Linked DNA regions of Homo sapiens: regions 1 and 3 are each linked to region 2. Evidence: read pairs that join two places in POLR2A ChIA-PET (ENCODE). Cell type or tissue: PC-9. All regions are shown on one strand.

Region 1 (5,000 bases), 180 kb before region 2:
CATGAGAGTGAGCTTTCTGGCTCACTGAGGAGGGTACTGTTGGCCCCATAGAGAGAAGATGGGATTTCCCAGATGCTCTGGAAAACCTGTCACCTTTAAAATCTCAGGATTAATCCTAGTTTCTGGTCTCCGCTCCTTGTACATCATCTCATTTTGATTCAGGGCAGTTTAATGGGTGGTATCGTGTCTATTCTATAGGTGCGCAGACTGAGGCTTAGAGAAAGGTTTAGAGCTTCGGTTCTAGAGTCAGATGGGACTTAAGTCCCAGCTCTACCTCTTAATTGCTGTGACCTTGAGCAAGTGGCTTAGCCTCCGTGTGCCTCAGTGTCTGGTACACAGTGGGCACTCAGGAAGTGTGGGCCCTTTAGGTCAAAGGAGCCTGAGTACAAAGTTCCCCGTGAGCCTGGGGATGTCTGGGCTCTGTCGGAGTCCCCTCGGGCAGCACGTGCCGTTAGCCAGCCATGTGCTCCCACAGAAATACCCGGAGCACGCCATCCACAAGGTGCTGCAGCTCATGCTGCGGCGCGGCGAGATCCAGCATCGCATGCAGCGCAAGGTTCTCTACCGCCTCAAGTGAGTCGCGCCGCCTCACTGGACTCATGGACTCGCCCACGCCTCGCCCCTCCTGCCGCTGCCTGCCATTGACAATGTTGCTGGGACCTCTGCCTCCCCACTGCAGCCCTCGAACTTCCCAGGCACCCTCCTTTCTGCCCCAGAGGAAGGAGCTGTAGTGTCCTGCTGCCTCTGGGCGCCCGCCTCTAGCGCGGTTCTGGGAAGTGTGCTTTTGGCATCCGTTAATAATAAAGCCACGGTGTGTTCAGGTATCTGTGGGTTTGTGCACTCGGTGACCTGTCACCTCCATCGTGCCCTCATGGCAGGGTAAGTGTGAGGGAACAGGGTCTGGAGGCAGACTGGCCAGGGTTTCTGACTTGGATCTGCCACTCAGACTTCTGGGTAAGTCACGTGACTTGAGTGCTCCGGTTTCTTCATCTGTTTAGCGGGGCTCATAAAGCCACTCCCTTGATGCTGGGAATCCAGTGAGACCAGGGAGTGGGGAAGCGCTTCTCAAAGTGTGTGATTTTGATCCGCCTCACCTGTTCCCCAGTAACTTATTGGGGGGCTGCGAGCCGTGGTGCGGCGGTCAGACTGCCTGGATTCATGGACCCTCTCCATGCCTTAGTTTCCTTATCTGTAAGCAGGCTGATACTAGAACCTGCTTCACAGGGTTGTGCTTAGGGTCAGTGAGCAGCTGTTAGTGAGGGGAATGTAGTGGCCACCAGGCAGGAACTAGGACTCCAGCCAGTTCTTTCCTGGTGGGCCACGTGTAACTGTGTGGCCTTGGGCGAGACATTTCACTTTTCTGTGCCTGAGTTTATCAGTAAACTGGAGATGGGGGGATTCCTCACCCTGAGTTGTGAGGATTGAATGACAGAAGGCACTAGTGACAGTGATGCTGGAGGAAGGAGTGTTGCCAAGTGCCTCGGTCACTTTGCCTAATTTCAGAAAGTCACTCTGAGTTGGTATGTTTTGTGTTTTTAAAAAAGCTAGGATTCATAAAATTAAATAGAAATCAGTGAAATAAAATATTTGATATTTAAAATACATTTAGAAATACAAAGTGTCAAGCAAAACGTGAATTTGGAAATCTATGGAACATTAGATAAGGTATTTAAAAGTAATTGCCATGTAAAAATGACACGAACTTGAAGTAAGATTATTTGATTTTTCTAAAAATACAAGAAAGCTTGGTGCATCCGCCTGGTCATTGTTGAATCACAAATGTATTTTTGTGCAGAAGATTCCTGCAGCTCAAAGCCCTTTCTGATTCCATACTGTTCGGGGAAATGGAGAGATGAGAGGAGCTAAATCAGCTTTCCTCTGACTCACTCCCGTTCAAAGCTCATTTCTTTTCTGATAATTTTGAGAGTGTCTGGAACAGCTTTTGTTTTCTTGGTGGGGTGGCAACCTTACTGGGCGCGCTGTGGGTTTTGCATCCAAGGCTGCATCTCCGGTTCCTGCTAGCCTTTCATCTTGCTCAGGTGGGGACTCGCGTGCATCTCAGGCCCAAGGTCCTCCCGTCCTGCTTGTTCATGGAGTGTGGAACTCTCATGAGGTTCACCCTGCAGTGGCAACTTTGCTGGTGGCCTTTTCTCCACCCCTGTGGTGGGTGGTGCTGCTGTGGTCACCTCTGTTTTACAGGTGGAGAAACTGAGGCTCAGAGAGTCAAGTGTCACAGTGAGGGAGTGCAGGGCAGGCTTCAAACCTGGTGGCTCCGAACTCCACCCATGTCACCTTTTCTGCCAGATTCTCTCTTGGCAGTCCCTGACCTCGGCCTGAGTGGGATGCTGGGCAGAGACAGTCCTGGCCTGGGGGAGGCAGGTGCCAGTCAGGTGGGGGAGACTGACCCTGGGGTAGGTTCCCAGGGGTAGGTGGCCTGACTGGCAGGCACAGGACTGAGAGGCCAAAGGGGGTCCGACTGGCTTTTCCGTGGTAGTTGGGGTAGGGCTCATAGGAGGAGCAGCTGTGCTCAGAGCATGCCAGTCTCCTTCCAGATCGGGGCAGCAGCATGAAGAGAGGCCCCTGAGCCAGGGAAACACCTGCTTGTTGGGGAAAGCAAAGGCTGAGGAGAGAGCCTGAAGGGAGGCCAGGAGAGGGGAGCATTCAGGCTGAGTAATAGTTGGGGCTCGGCTTAGTGGAATCTCCAGTCAGGCCTCAGTGACACCTAGAGAGGCAGGGAGGTGGGGCAAGGGGGGGAGCTGGATTCCCGAGCTGGTGCTGCCACTCAGGGTGGCTGAGCTCTTCACTCACCTGTGACCTGGCTCCCTTAGGCTTGTCTTCTCAGATCTGTCCCTACCCTCACCAGCTACAGGCCGCGACCCAGCGGACATTTCTCTCTGCTGAGCAAATCACTTCACCCCTCAGCCTCCTTTCATCTGTAGAAAGGGCACAGCAGTACAGTAGCCCTTTCACCCAGGGGTGGCTGTGAGGATTAACTGAGGGGGTAGACATCAGAGCAGCTGGGCCTGGCCCCGGGGAGGTGCTCCCAGGAAGGGCTGGGTGCCTGTGGTTTTCCCTGCCTCACAGCCTCTGCCATCTCGGATTTCACCTTTTCATGCTTTTGTGTGAGCAGAGGCCGAGCCTCTGCTGCTGTGTTCCCTGCCCCACTCTACTCCTGGCTGCATGGGTCTCTCAACTTCGCTCACCACTATGAGAGCCGCTCCACCCCTTCTCCAGTTCCAGGTCTGGGAAGGAGAGAGCAGACAAGCTTGCTCATGATGGAGTCCTTTTACCTGGTTTCTCTCTCTGTTCACAGATACCACCTCTGTTGATCTGGGAACTAAGACCATGTTGCTTGTCCTTAGTCACATATGACTTAATTTGCACCCATTGTGGGCCACTGGTGTCAGACAGGAAGCCTAAGCGCAGGTATCACTGAGGAGGATACACATGCTAACTACACGATCTTCACCAGACCTGTGAGCTTCCAGCCACCAGATCCAAAGTCACAGAGCACAGGGACTTACAAACCCAGTGCTGGAAAACATAGCAAAGGCTATATCCAATTTAGGTTTCTCTTTATTGGAAATAAAGATGGCCCATACTTCAAATATGTTATTTAGAGAATGCTTATAAAGAGCAGCCTAAAGTCCCATTCTCTTGCCTGTAAGCAACAAAATTACAAAAATGTTGAATTTCTAAAATGCGAAAGTTAAGCATTCCAGAGACCAGCTCATGGAAGAAGGTTTTATGTTTTTGGGTGTTGTAACTATTATCCATATGTATTTAAACATGAATACGTCTGTTTGGTATTTAACACATTTTTTTTTTTTTTGGCTTTCAAGGCCTTTATTTTTTTATTTTTATTTTTTTCCCTTTTTTAATTTATTATACTTGTTTTTGGGGTACATGTGCAGAACGTAAAGTTTTGTTACATGGGTATACACATGCCATGGTGGTTTGCTGCACCCATCAACCCGTCATCTACATTAGGTATTTCTTCTAATGTTATCCCTCCCTAGCCCCCCACCCCCCACAAATGTTTAATTAGGAGTGTCAAGTCTGGATGAACCAAGGTAGATATTTATTTTAAGACATTATGGTGAGGCCAAAGAGTACATTAAAATGGTTTTAATTTGTTTTTATAGATCAAAAACAAGCATTTTTTATTAAAAATATGAGGCAGTAAAGCACAGTGGTTAAGAACATGGACTTGGGGCCAGGTGTGGTAGCTCATTCCTGTAATCCCAGCACTTTAGGAGGCTGAGGCAGGAGAATCACTTGAGGCCAGGAGTTCAAGACTAGCCTGGGCAACATAGTGAGACCCCCATCGCTCTCTCTCTCTCTTTTTTTTTTTTTTTTTGAGACCAAGTCTCACTCTGTTGTCCAGGCTGGAGTGCATTGGCGCGATCTCGGCTCACTGCAACCTCCGCCTCCCAGGATCAAGCGATTCTCCTGCCTCAGCCTCCTGAGTAGCTGGGATTACAGGTGCCCACCACCACACCCAGCTAATTTTTTGTATTTTTAGTAGAGATGGGGTTTCACCATGTTGGCTAGGCTGGTTTCAAACTCCTGAACTCAAGTGATCTGCCCACCTTGGCCTCCCAAAGTGGTGGGATTACAGGTGTGAGCCACTGCACCTGGCCTATTTTATTATTTTTTTAGAGATGGGGGTGGTTCTCACTGTGTTGCCCATGCTGGTCTGGAACTCCTGGGCTCAATCGATCCTCCTGCCTCGGCCTCCCAAAGTTCTTAGATTACAGGTGTGAGCCACTGCACCAGCCAGGATTAAAGGAGTTAACAGCCCCAAAGCACTCAGAACACCACCAGGCCCAGGGTAAAGGCTTTTTCAGTGTTCCATATGTAAACTATCTACATATGTAGATAGTTTTTTACATACGTAAAAAACCTACTATTGACGTATGTAAACCTACACACATTGGCTTGCTCTAACAGAAGGGCTGTGTTGTAAGGTAGTAAGCTCCCTGTTTCTGCACGTGGTC
Region 2 (5,000 bases):
CCTGGCCTGGTGGCTAACCTCTGTAATCCCAGCACTTTGGGAGGCTGAGAAGGAGGATCGCTTGAGTCCAGGAGTTCGAGACCAGCCTGGGCAACACAGAGAGACCCCTTCTCTTCAAACAATTTAAAAATTAGCCAGCCATAGTGACGTGCACCTGTAGTCCCAGCTACTCTGGAGGCTGAGATGAGAGGATCACTTGAACCTGGGAGGTGGAGGCTGCAGTGAGCCATGATCACACCACTGCACTCGAGCCTGGGTGACAGAGCAAGACCCTGTCTCAATAAATAAGTAAGTAAATAAATATTTAGAGTGGGCTGGGCCCTCCTCATAGCTGGCTTTCCCCTCCTCTTACTGTCAGTACTTTCATCACTGCAACAAAATACTCCTGATATCCAAATACAAGCCCCCCTGAGAACCATCCATCTAGGCTCGTGGTTTAAGCAACCCTTTCTTTTCAGTGGTCACCCCACTTGGCTTATTTCTAATGAAACATCATGCGGAACCCCAATAGATACGTTGGCCAAAGGTGCCGCTGCTCTGGCTGAAGCAGAAATGCCCAGTGCCCCTCACCCCCATGTCTGATCCCTCCCACATCTGTCAGAGGACTTGGTCCCTGTGCTCAAAACCTGGAGCTCCACATCACCCAGTTTCATAATTCACCAGGTCCGCAAAACTACCTCCTCTCTCTAACGCATGTGTGAAGGGTGGCCGCCCTGCCCCTGGGGGATCTTGACTCTGATACACGGTGGGAAAACTTCCAAGGAGGCTGAAACCTGCGCAGCCACCATGGGGAAGGCCACCCAGCAGATGGGAGAGGCTCCGCGCCTCGGAGCGGACGCTCGTTGTTTTTGAGGAACCGATGCCCTCTGATGACTGGAACATTTTCAGCAAAGATTTTGCCCTTCTGAGTGTGCTAACAGGTTCAGTATTTCTGTGTAAAATAACAGCATGGGAAGAATTTTTTTATTTGTGGGTAATCTGTGGTCAGACAAAAGCAACAGCATTGACAGAGGGCAGTAGAAGGGGAAGGTTTTGTGTCTGTTTGTTAAGATACCACTTTCACGTGTCTGGGAGCACACAATGAATGGTGTGCATGTGCGTGCATATGTGTGTGTGTCTGTGTGTGTGTATGCATGTGTGCACCTGAGAGAGAAAACACAATAGAATAGAAATATAAGATGCCATTTTCATTACTAATAAAATGGCAAACGTGTGTGCGTGTGTGCGTGCATGTGTGTGTGCATATGTGTGCATGTATATGTGAGAATTGTCTATGTGTGCATGTATGTGTGTGTTTGTGTACATGTGAGTGTGTTTGTGTATGGGTATATGTGTGTGATTGTATGTATTTGTGTGTACATGTGTTATGTGTGCATGTGTGTGTATGTGAGAGTGTGAATGTGTGTATGTGTATGTAAGAGTGTGTGTGCATGTGTGTGTATTTATGAGTGTGTGAGTGTATGTGTGCACGGGTGTGTGTATATGCATGTATATGTGTGTCACGTGTACATGCTTGTGAGAATTGTGCGTGTGTGTGTGCATGTATTGTGTGTACATGTTTGTGTATATATGTGTGTTTGTGTGTATGTGTGTATTTGCATGTGTGTTATGTATGTGTCCATGTGCAGGTGTATGTACATGTGTGTGTGCATTTGTGTGAGGGTGTGTGTGTGTGCATTGTGTGAGTGTGTATGTCTGTGAGCATGTATGTGTGTGTCTGTGTGTGAATGTATATATGTAAGAGTGTGTGTGTGTGAGAGTGTATGTGCGGTTGTGTGTATATGCATGTATTTGTGTGCCATGTGTACATGAGTGTGAGAATTGTACATGTGTATGTGTGCATGTGTGTGTACATTTCTGTGCATATATGTGTGGTTGTGCATATGTGTATGTGTGTTATGTATGTGTGCATGTGTGTGTGGTTGTGTCTGTGTGTATGTGTGTATGTATGTGGTTGTGTGTCTGTGTATTTGTATGTGTGTATTTGTATGTGGGTGTACATGTGCTTGTGTATGTGCGTGTCTGTGTATTTGTGTGTATGTGTATGAGTGTGTGTCTGTGTGTGTATTTGCATGTGTGTGTACGTTTGTGTATATGTGTCTGTGTGTATTTGCATGTGTGTGTACATGTGTTTGTGTCTGTGTATGTATTTGCATGTGTGTACATGTGTTTGTGTGTGTGTATTTGCATGTGTGTGTCTGTGTGTGTATTTGCATGTGTGTGTGCATGTGGTGTACATATGAGTGTTTATGTGTCTGTGTATTTATGTGTGTGTCTGTGTGTATTTGCATGTGTGTGTACATGTGTTTGTGTCTGTATGTATTTGCATGTGTGTACATGTGTTTGTGTCTGTGTGTGTATTTGCATGTGTGTGTGCATGTGGTGTACATATGAGTGTTTATGTGTCTGTGTATTTACGTGTGTGTCTGTGTGTATTTGCATGTGCGTGTATGTGTGTATACCTTATCAAGCCTGTCCCTCATTGTTTTGCTGTCACCTGATGCCCCAGCTCTGCTCAGCTAGTGGCTCGCTGTCCACGTTGAGGTCTCGAGTGAGTCACCCCGCACAGCTCTTCACGGTTTCTCACTTCTGCTCCCCAGATATTGCCCAAGCCCTGGTTTCTTTTACATCCTATCCAACTTCTCCAGGCTCCACCCAGAAAGCCACAGTCCCAGGCAGAGTCAGGAGGGCCAGATTTTAAAGAAGTTGCCTGGGCTGTCCTGGGGGTGACTCTTGTGGATTCCAAAGTGGCAGGTAATGTGGCTAGAAGCCAAGATCAGACCTGACAGCAGGAGAGTCAGACAGACATTGATACACTCAGACTCACACATGCCAACGCGCACACACACCCAGTGTGTGCCCAGAGACACGCACACACACAGAGCTCAGCTTCAGGAATCAGATGTTCAGAACTAGGGTCCTACTGGGACCTCCTGAACCATTTAATTTCTAAAATACTCTACAGTTTACAACATGCTTTTATATCCATATCCACATGTTATACTAGTGTGGTATCCCAGTAGGACCCTGGTTCGGTGGCTCACACCTGTAATCCCAGCACTTTGGGAGACCAAGGCAGGTGGATCGCCTGGCCAACATGGCGAAACCCCATCTCTACTAAAAATACAAAAATTAGCCAGGTGTGATGGCACATGCCTGTCATCTCAGCTACAAGGGAGGCTGAGGCACGAGAATCTCTTGAACCTAAGAGATGGAGGTTGCAGTGAGCCAAGATTGCGCCACTGCACTCCAGCCAGGGTGACAGAGCGAGACTCCATCTCAAAAAAAAAAAAAAAGTGAATGTAGAAAAGGCAACATGAACATTTATGTAGACACTTCCCGTTGGTTCTGTTTCTCTGGAAAACCCTGACTTATGCAGCAGCTGACTCTTTATGACTTTCATCCACCATGACTGGGCCCGCCATCACTCCCACACCTCATCTTCATACTCTCAGAGCCCTGTGCCTCGTCAGCTCCCCGAGGCAGGGGCAGGGCCTGTCTGCTTCACTGTGGCACCCCAGAGCCTAGCTCAGTGCCTGGCACCCTGCAGGCTTCAGGAAATATTTGATCAATGCATGTGTGAATATATGACTGAGTGAATTTGGAAAGCCACTCCTTAGGCAATTCCTACACCTGAAACTCTCTTCCTACTTCTTTTTTTTTTTTTTTTTTTTTTTTTTTGAGACAGAGCCTCACTCTGTTGCCCAGGCTGGAGTGCAATGGCACAGTCACGGCTCAGTGCAGCATTGACCTCCCTGGGCATAGGTGATCTCCCACTTCAGCCTCTCAAGTAGCTGGGACTACAGGCGTGCACCACCATGCTCAGTTAATTTTTCTATTTTTTTGTGGAGACAGGGTTTCGCCATGTTGCCCAGGTTGTTCTCAAACTCCTGAGCTCAAGTGACTTACCTGCCTCAGCTTCCCAAAGTGCTGGATTGCAGGCATAGGTCACTATGTCCGGCCCCTTCTTTGCTCATAAAAATCCTTTATTGTCCCCGAGGCCTAGCATGGGCTACTTTCTCCTTCATCCCCACACCGCGGAAGCCTCATGAGAGCAGAGACCATGTCTGCCTTATTCACGATTGTGACTTAGACTGAAGCCTAAGTCTCAGTCTGGGGCCTGGTACATGGTAGATGCTCAATAAATACTGGTTACATTAATGTAGAATACATGTCACAGCGGTAGGATATTTTTATTTATTTATTTTTTTGAGACAGAGTTTCCCTTTTTTTTTTTTTTTTTTTTTTTGAGATTGAGTCTTGCTTTGTCCCCAGGCTGGAGTGCAATGGCGCAATCTCAGGTCACTGCAACCCCTGCCTTCCAGGTTCAAGCAATTCTCCTGTCTCAGCCTCCCGAGTAGCTGGGATTACAGGCATGTGCCACTGTGCCCAGCTAATTTTGTATGTTAGTAGAGACGGGGTTTCACCATGTTGGTCAGGCTGGTCTCGAACTCCTGACTTTAGGTGATCCACCCGCCTCGGCCTCCCAAAGTGCTGGGATTACAGGCATGAGCCACCACCCCGCTAGGATATTTTTTAAATGTTAACCTCTATTCTTCCCCCAGGATTGCCCTTATTCCTTTTGCTCTCACCTCTTCTTTAGACAGCAAAGTATTTCTTTCCCTAAGCCTCAGGGAAGGATGTGACAGCTGAGAACAAAAAACCCATGTCTCTTGCCTGGATTTGCAGTGTCGAAAGCTTAGACTCAGAGAGAACCAGAAGGAATACACAGAAAGGAGAAAATACTTGGAGGAAATCATGAGAGTTTTCTGCTTTCCAGGCTGGAGAATCATTTTCTGAAACTGTCATAAAGAAGAGAACTGCAGAGAAAACACCCAGATTGCAGATGCTGGTAGTTCTCAGAGAAAGAGGCTCTGTCCCTGCTCATAAAGCACCTTGTGTGGGTTAGGAAAAGGCACCCCCCTGGGTGCACAGCTTGGTAACTGGAGCACAGTTCACATCCAGCTCTTATTACCCGCTTCGTCCAGGCACTCATGTGG
Region 3 (5,000 bases), 230 kb before region 2:
TCCAGTGCCTCTATGCAGGAAATCCTCAAATTAGCCTTCTCAGGTCTTTTATAATCAACAGCAGAATGAGGAGGACAGGGATAAAGAGACAGAGAAATGCAGGGAACAGAGAGAGGCTCAACTATTGGCTGTTTTATAAGCCCTCCAGCCCCACCCAGGTTGCCCTCAGAATCCCCTCCTAGGTAACTGCCATCAGCGCCAGAAGCCAGGCCACTGGCAGATAAACTGCCCCCATGGGATAAATGGGGAAAAGCCCCACATAGCTTGTTCCCTTTGCCACAAGCTCAGCCACTGGAAACGGGACTGCCCTGAGGGTCATAGGAACCCCCCCAGGACAGAATCCCAACCCCTGATGGCCATGAGCTGAAGGGGTTCTCTGCCCTGGCTGGCTTCCAAATCAGACATTGTCATTAACAGGACAAAGCCAAGGGTAACTTTGGAGGCGGCAAGTAAAATTATAAATTTCCCTCTTGAGTTCAAGAGCTGCCTACTCTGTGCTAATCTCCTTATCTGAGCAACTCTCTTCCAAATCCTGTTGGGTAATGGGGGAAAATGGCACCTTCTTTCTCCAAAAGAAAAAAATCTTTATATTACTTAAGGGACCAAGGAGTTTGAGACCAGCCTGGGCAACATAGTGAGACCCTGTCTCCATCAGAAACACAAAAAAATTAGCCAGGTGGACGTGGTGGCACAGGCCTGTGGTCCTAGCTACTTGGGAGGCTAGGGTGGGAGGATCGCTTGAGCCCGGGTGATGGAGGCTGCAGTGAGCCGAGATCGTGCCACTGCACTCCAGCCTGAGTGACAGAGTGAGACCCCATCGCAAAAAAAAAAAAAAATAAGTCAAGGATGATGATGATATAGACTCAGGGAATATCATTAAGTGAACGAGAAATTATCTTTATTCCCCACTTTTAACATGGGGAAACTGAGGCCCCAGGAAGACAACCAAGTATTGGCTGAATTGAGCTGAGGGAGATCTCAAATCACTCAATAGCGACCACCACCTTCCCAGGCAGCTATCGAAGTTCCCATAATGGGCAGATGGATCACCTGGGGTCAGGAGTTCGAGACCAGCCTGGCCAACATGATAAAACCCCATCTCTACTAAAAAAATACAAAAATTAGCCGGATGTGGTATAATTACAGCTGTAATCCCAGCTACTAGGGAGGATGAGGCAGGAAAATTGCTTGAACCTGGGAGACAGGTTGCAGTGAGCCGAAATCACGCCACTGCACTCCAGCCTGGGCGACAGAGCAAGACTCGTCAAAAAAAAAAAAAAAAAAAAGGCCGGGTGCGGTGGCTCACACCTGTAATCACAGCACTTTGGGAGGCTGAGGCAGGTGGATCACGAGGTCAGGAGTTCAAGACCTGCCTGGCCAAAATGGTGAAACCCCCATCTGTACTAAAAATACAAAAATTAGCTGGGCATGGTGATGGGTGCCTGTAATCCCAGCTACTCGGGAGGCTGAGGCAGAGAATTGCTTGAACCCAGGAGGCAGAGGTTGCAGTGAGCCAAGATCGTGCCACTGCACTCCAGCCTGGGTGACAGAGCAAGACTCCATCTCAAAAAAAAAAAAAAAAAAAAGTTCCCACGGTGCTGCCGAGCCTGTGATTGGCAGAGGCATTGTTTATTCGTTCAAGGTTTTTTGTTAAGGGACCCGGTGAGTATCAACTACTAGGCAGTTCTCACTTCTGCTCACTTCTGGGCTCACTTAAGCCTACCAGCAGCCCTGAAGGCTGTTAACCACCCTTTAGAGCTTAGAGAGTCGAAGAGGCAGGGGCCAGGTCCTAAAGAAAGGCACACTGTCCCCAGAGCCTGGGGCGCGATGCCACCCGCCCCCCCCCCCCCCGCCCAGGCGTACCCCCCCTTACCCCGCCCCCCACCCGCTCGCCGCGCCCAGCCCATCTGGCGCCGCTCTGCCCCTGCTGAGTAATCCTTTCCCGAGCCACGTGGCCGTGTTTTTCCTGCTGAGTCACGGTCCCGAGGTCTATTTTCGCTAAGTCACCGCCCCGAGATCTGTTTTCGCTGAGTCACGGTCCCGGTGTCTGTTTTCGCTGAGTCACGGTCTAGAGATTTGTTTTCCTCAGAGTTCCAGCTGCTCCAGGTTTAATCCCCTGGGGCAAAGTCCGGACTGTCCGGCTGGAGTCTGGAGTCGGGACATGCCTCAGCCAGCACGTCCTCGGCCTCGTCTGGGGCCTGAATCCTAGGGAAGCCATAGCAGCTCCTCCACCCTTCCTCTCACTCCTCCTCTAGCCTCTTGCTACTCCCCGCACCACTGTTTTAGGGAACCTCTATCTCCCGACGGCCTGCCACGGGCCAGGCGCTGTGCTGGGGGCTTCACACTTTAAATCGCTGTTGAGCGGGGCGCGGGGGCGCTGCAACCTAAAGGTGGGAGCTACTCAAATGGAGGGGCATCTGTTAAAATGGCCGGCCTGTCATTTTCAAAAACTTCAAGGCCGGGCGCGGTGGCTCACGCCTGTAATCCCAGCACTTTGGGAGGCCGAGGCGGGCGGATCACGAGGTCAGGAGATCGAGATCATCTTGTCTAACACGGTGAAACTTCATCTCTACTAAAAATAGAAAAAATTAGCCGGGCGTGGTGGCGGGCGCCTGTAATCCCAGCTACTCAGGAGGCTGAGGCAGGAGAATGGCATGAACCCGGGAGGCGGAGCTTGCAGTGAGCCGAAATCGCGCCACTGCAGTCCGGCCTGGGCGAAAGAGCAAGACTCCGCCTCAAAAAAAAAAAAAAAAAAAAACTTCAAAGGCTGAGGAACCCAAAGAGGCAGGACAAGTGAATGCAATGCAACCTCTTGGGCTGGAACCTGGACTGGTAAAACGGCTAAAGAGGAGGTTATTGGGGCAATAGGGGACATTTGAATATAGGCTTTATATTGAAGGAGTTCAGGATATGCCACCCAAAATGTGCCACTTTGGATTAAGGATCATTATTATTATTATTATTATTATTTTGAGACAGGGTCTCTGTCACCCAAGCTGCAGTGCAGTGGCACAATCTCGGCTCACTGCAACCTCTGCCTCCTAGGTTCAAGCGATTCTCGTGCCTCAGCCTCCCAAGTAGCTGCGATTACAGGTGTGTGCCACCACTCCCCATTCATTGATTAAGGATTATTTTGAGCTGGCCAGGCGTGGTGGCACATGCCTGTAATCCCAGCACTTGGGGAGGCCACTGTGGGGGGATTGCTTGAGCTCAGGAGTTCCAGACCAGCTTGGGCAACGTGGTGAAACCTTGTCTCTACAAAAAATACAAAATATAAAAAATTTGCCAGGCATGGTGGTGCATGTCTATAATCCCAGCTACTTGGGAGGCTGAGGCAGGAGGATTGCTTGAGCCCAGGAGATTGAGGTTGCAGACCACTACACTCCAGCCTGGGAAACAGAGTGAGACTCTGTCTCAAAAAAAAGGATTATTTTGGGATAAAGGCACTTTAAAAACAAACAAACAAAATCAGGTGCAAAAAGGTTGCTGTGGGTTGGGCATGGTCGCTCAGGCCTGTCATCCCAGCACTTTGGGAGGCAAAGGCAGGCAGACCACCTGAGGTCAGGAGTTCGAGACCAGCCTGACCAACTTGGAGAAACCTCATCTCTACTAAAAATACAAAATTATCCGGGCGTGGTGGCGCATGCCTGTAATCCCAGCTACTAGGGAGGCTGAGGTAGGAGAATTGCGTGAACCTGGGAGGCAGAGGTTGCAGTGAGCCTCTGACCTTCTTTTTTTCTTCCTGAAAGCAAGAGATGAAATTCCATATGGAAGACTTTTCTCTATACGAGGAGAAAATTAGCATTCCTTTCATCCATGGCAGGAAGTTGAAGCCAAAATAAATCTGTACAAACAAAGCTTGTTAAAGCCAGCTCTTCCTAGTCTCTTCTCTACCCAGTTAACCACCCTAACCCACACCCACGCCACTTTGCCTTGTCACGTTTTCACAGTTTACTACTCTGTGTCCAAATCTGCATGTAAGTGTTTGGCTCTGTTTCCTTGAGTCTTCTTTTCCTTAGGACGGCTCACGTGTTATGTAAATGTACGTTAAATAAATGTGTATGCTTTTCTCCTACTAATCTGTCTCATGTCAGTTTAATTCTCAGGCCCAGCAGAAAACTCTAAAAGGGTATAGGTAAAATTTTGCCTCCTCTACAATATAATGAATTTATATCGAAGCCAGATTTCCTGATTTTTATAACCATATGTCAGGGACTGCACTCCAGATATAATACATGCTAAATAATTTGGGGGTAGATAGGCATGGTGGCTCACACCTGTAATCCCAGCACTCTGAGACACCAAGGCAGAAGGACTGCCCCTGACGTCAGGAGTTGGAGTCCAGCCTGGGCAAAATAGCAAGACCCCATCTCTACTAAAAATGAAAAAAATTATCCAGGTGTGGCGGCATGAGCCTATAGTCCTAGATACTCAGGAGATGGAGGCAGGAGGAGATATATATATCTGTATATATTCAAAAATATATATGCATAGTATATCAAGAGAGAATACGATAAAGCAAATGTGACAAAATGCTAACAACTGGTGAATCTGGATGAAGGTGTATAGAAATTCTCTGTACTATGCTTGCGACTTTTCTGGACATTTGAAATTATTTCGGAGAAGTTTACTTTTTGAGGAAAAGGTAAATACAGGCCGAGCGCAGTGGCTCACGCCTGTAATCTCAGCACTTTGGGAGGCCAAGGCAGGTGGATCACCTAAGGTCAGGAGTTCGAGACCAGCCTGGCCAACATGGTGAAACCCTATCTCTACTAAAAATGTACAAATTAGCTGGGCATGGTGGTGCATGCCTGTAATCCCAACTACTCAGAGGCTGAGGGAGGAGAATCGCTTGAACCCAGGAGGCAGAGGTTGCAATGAGCCGAGATAGTGCCATTGCACTCCAGCCTGGGCAACAAGAGCGAAATTCCATCTAAAAAAAAAAAAGGTAAATATGAAGAACCTGAGATTCAAAACTCCTGACTGAAATCAAGGTTTGT

Evidence for each region. ChIA-PET counts read pairs that join two places held together with the same protein. Peaks named below come from ENCODE experiments on the same cell type or tissue, not always from the same donor. Only the 100,000 strongest peaks of a DNase experiment are listed, where the experiment ranks them.
Region 1: POLR2A ChIA-PET joins it to region 2 with 6 read pairs; 6 of 35 experiments call an interaction of 5 or more read pairs at or near these places.
Region 3: POLR2A ChIA-PET joins it to region 2 with 5 read pairs; 5 of 35 experiments call an interaction of 5 or more read pairs at or near these places.

Annotation. Positions count from the first base shown.
Region 1 is chr22:35,423,679-35,428,678 of GRCh38, forward strand. MCM5 (minichromosome maintenance complex component 5) reads left to right here. Exons shown (of 17, transcript NM_006739.4): 17 at 476-1,753. The coding sequence ends at 577. Among named protein-coding and RNA genes, the nearest start is that of MCM5, 26 kb to the left of the region's middle. RefSeq lists enhancers at 2,164-2,669, 2,670-3,177, 3,178-3,683. In PC-9, no CTCF peak of the experiment used is centred here; a DNase peak (open chromatin) is centred at 2,993; H3K4me3 peaks cover 1,051 bases; H3K27ac peaks cover 3,719 bases.
Region 2 is chr22:35,599,793-35,604,792 of GRCh38, forward strand. No RefSeq gene overlaps it. Among named protein-coding and RNA genes, the nearest start is that of MB, 15 kb to the right of the region's middle. In PC-9, no CTCF peak of the experiment used is centred here; a DNase peak (open chromatin) is centred at 2,659; H3K4me3 peaks cover 572 bases; H3K27ac peaks cover 4,394 bases.
Region 3 is chr22:35,370,051-35,375,050 of GRCh38, forward strand. No RefSeq gene overlaps it. Among named protein-coding and RNA genes, the nearest start is that of HMOX1, 8.5 kb to the right of the region's middle. In PC-9, no CTCF peak of the experiment used is centred here; DNase peaks (open chromatin) are centred at 1,644, 2,041 and 2,781; H3K4me3 peaks cover 1,017 bases; H3K27ac peaks cover 2,223 bases.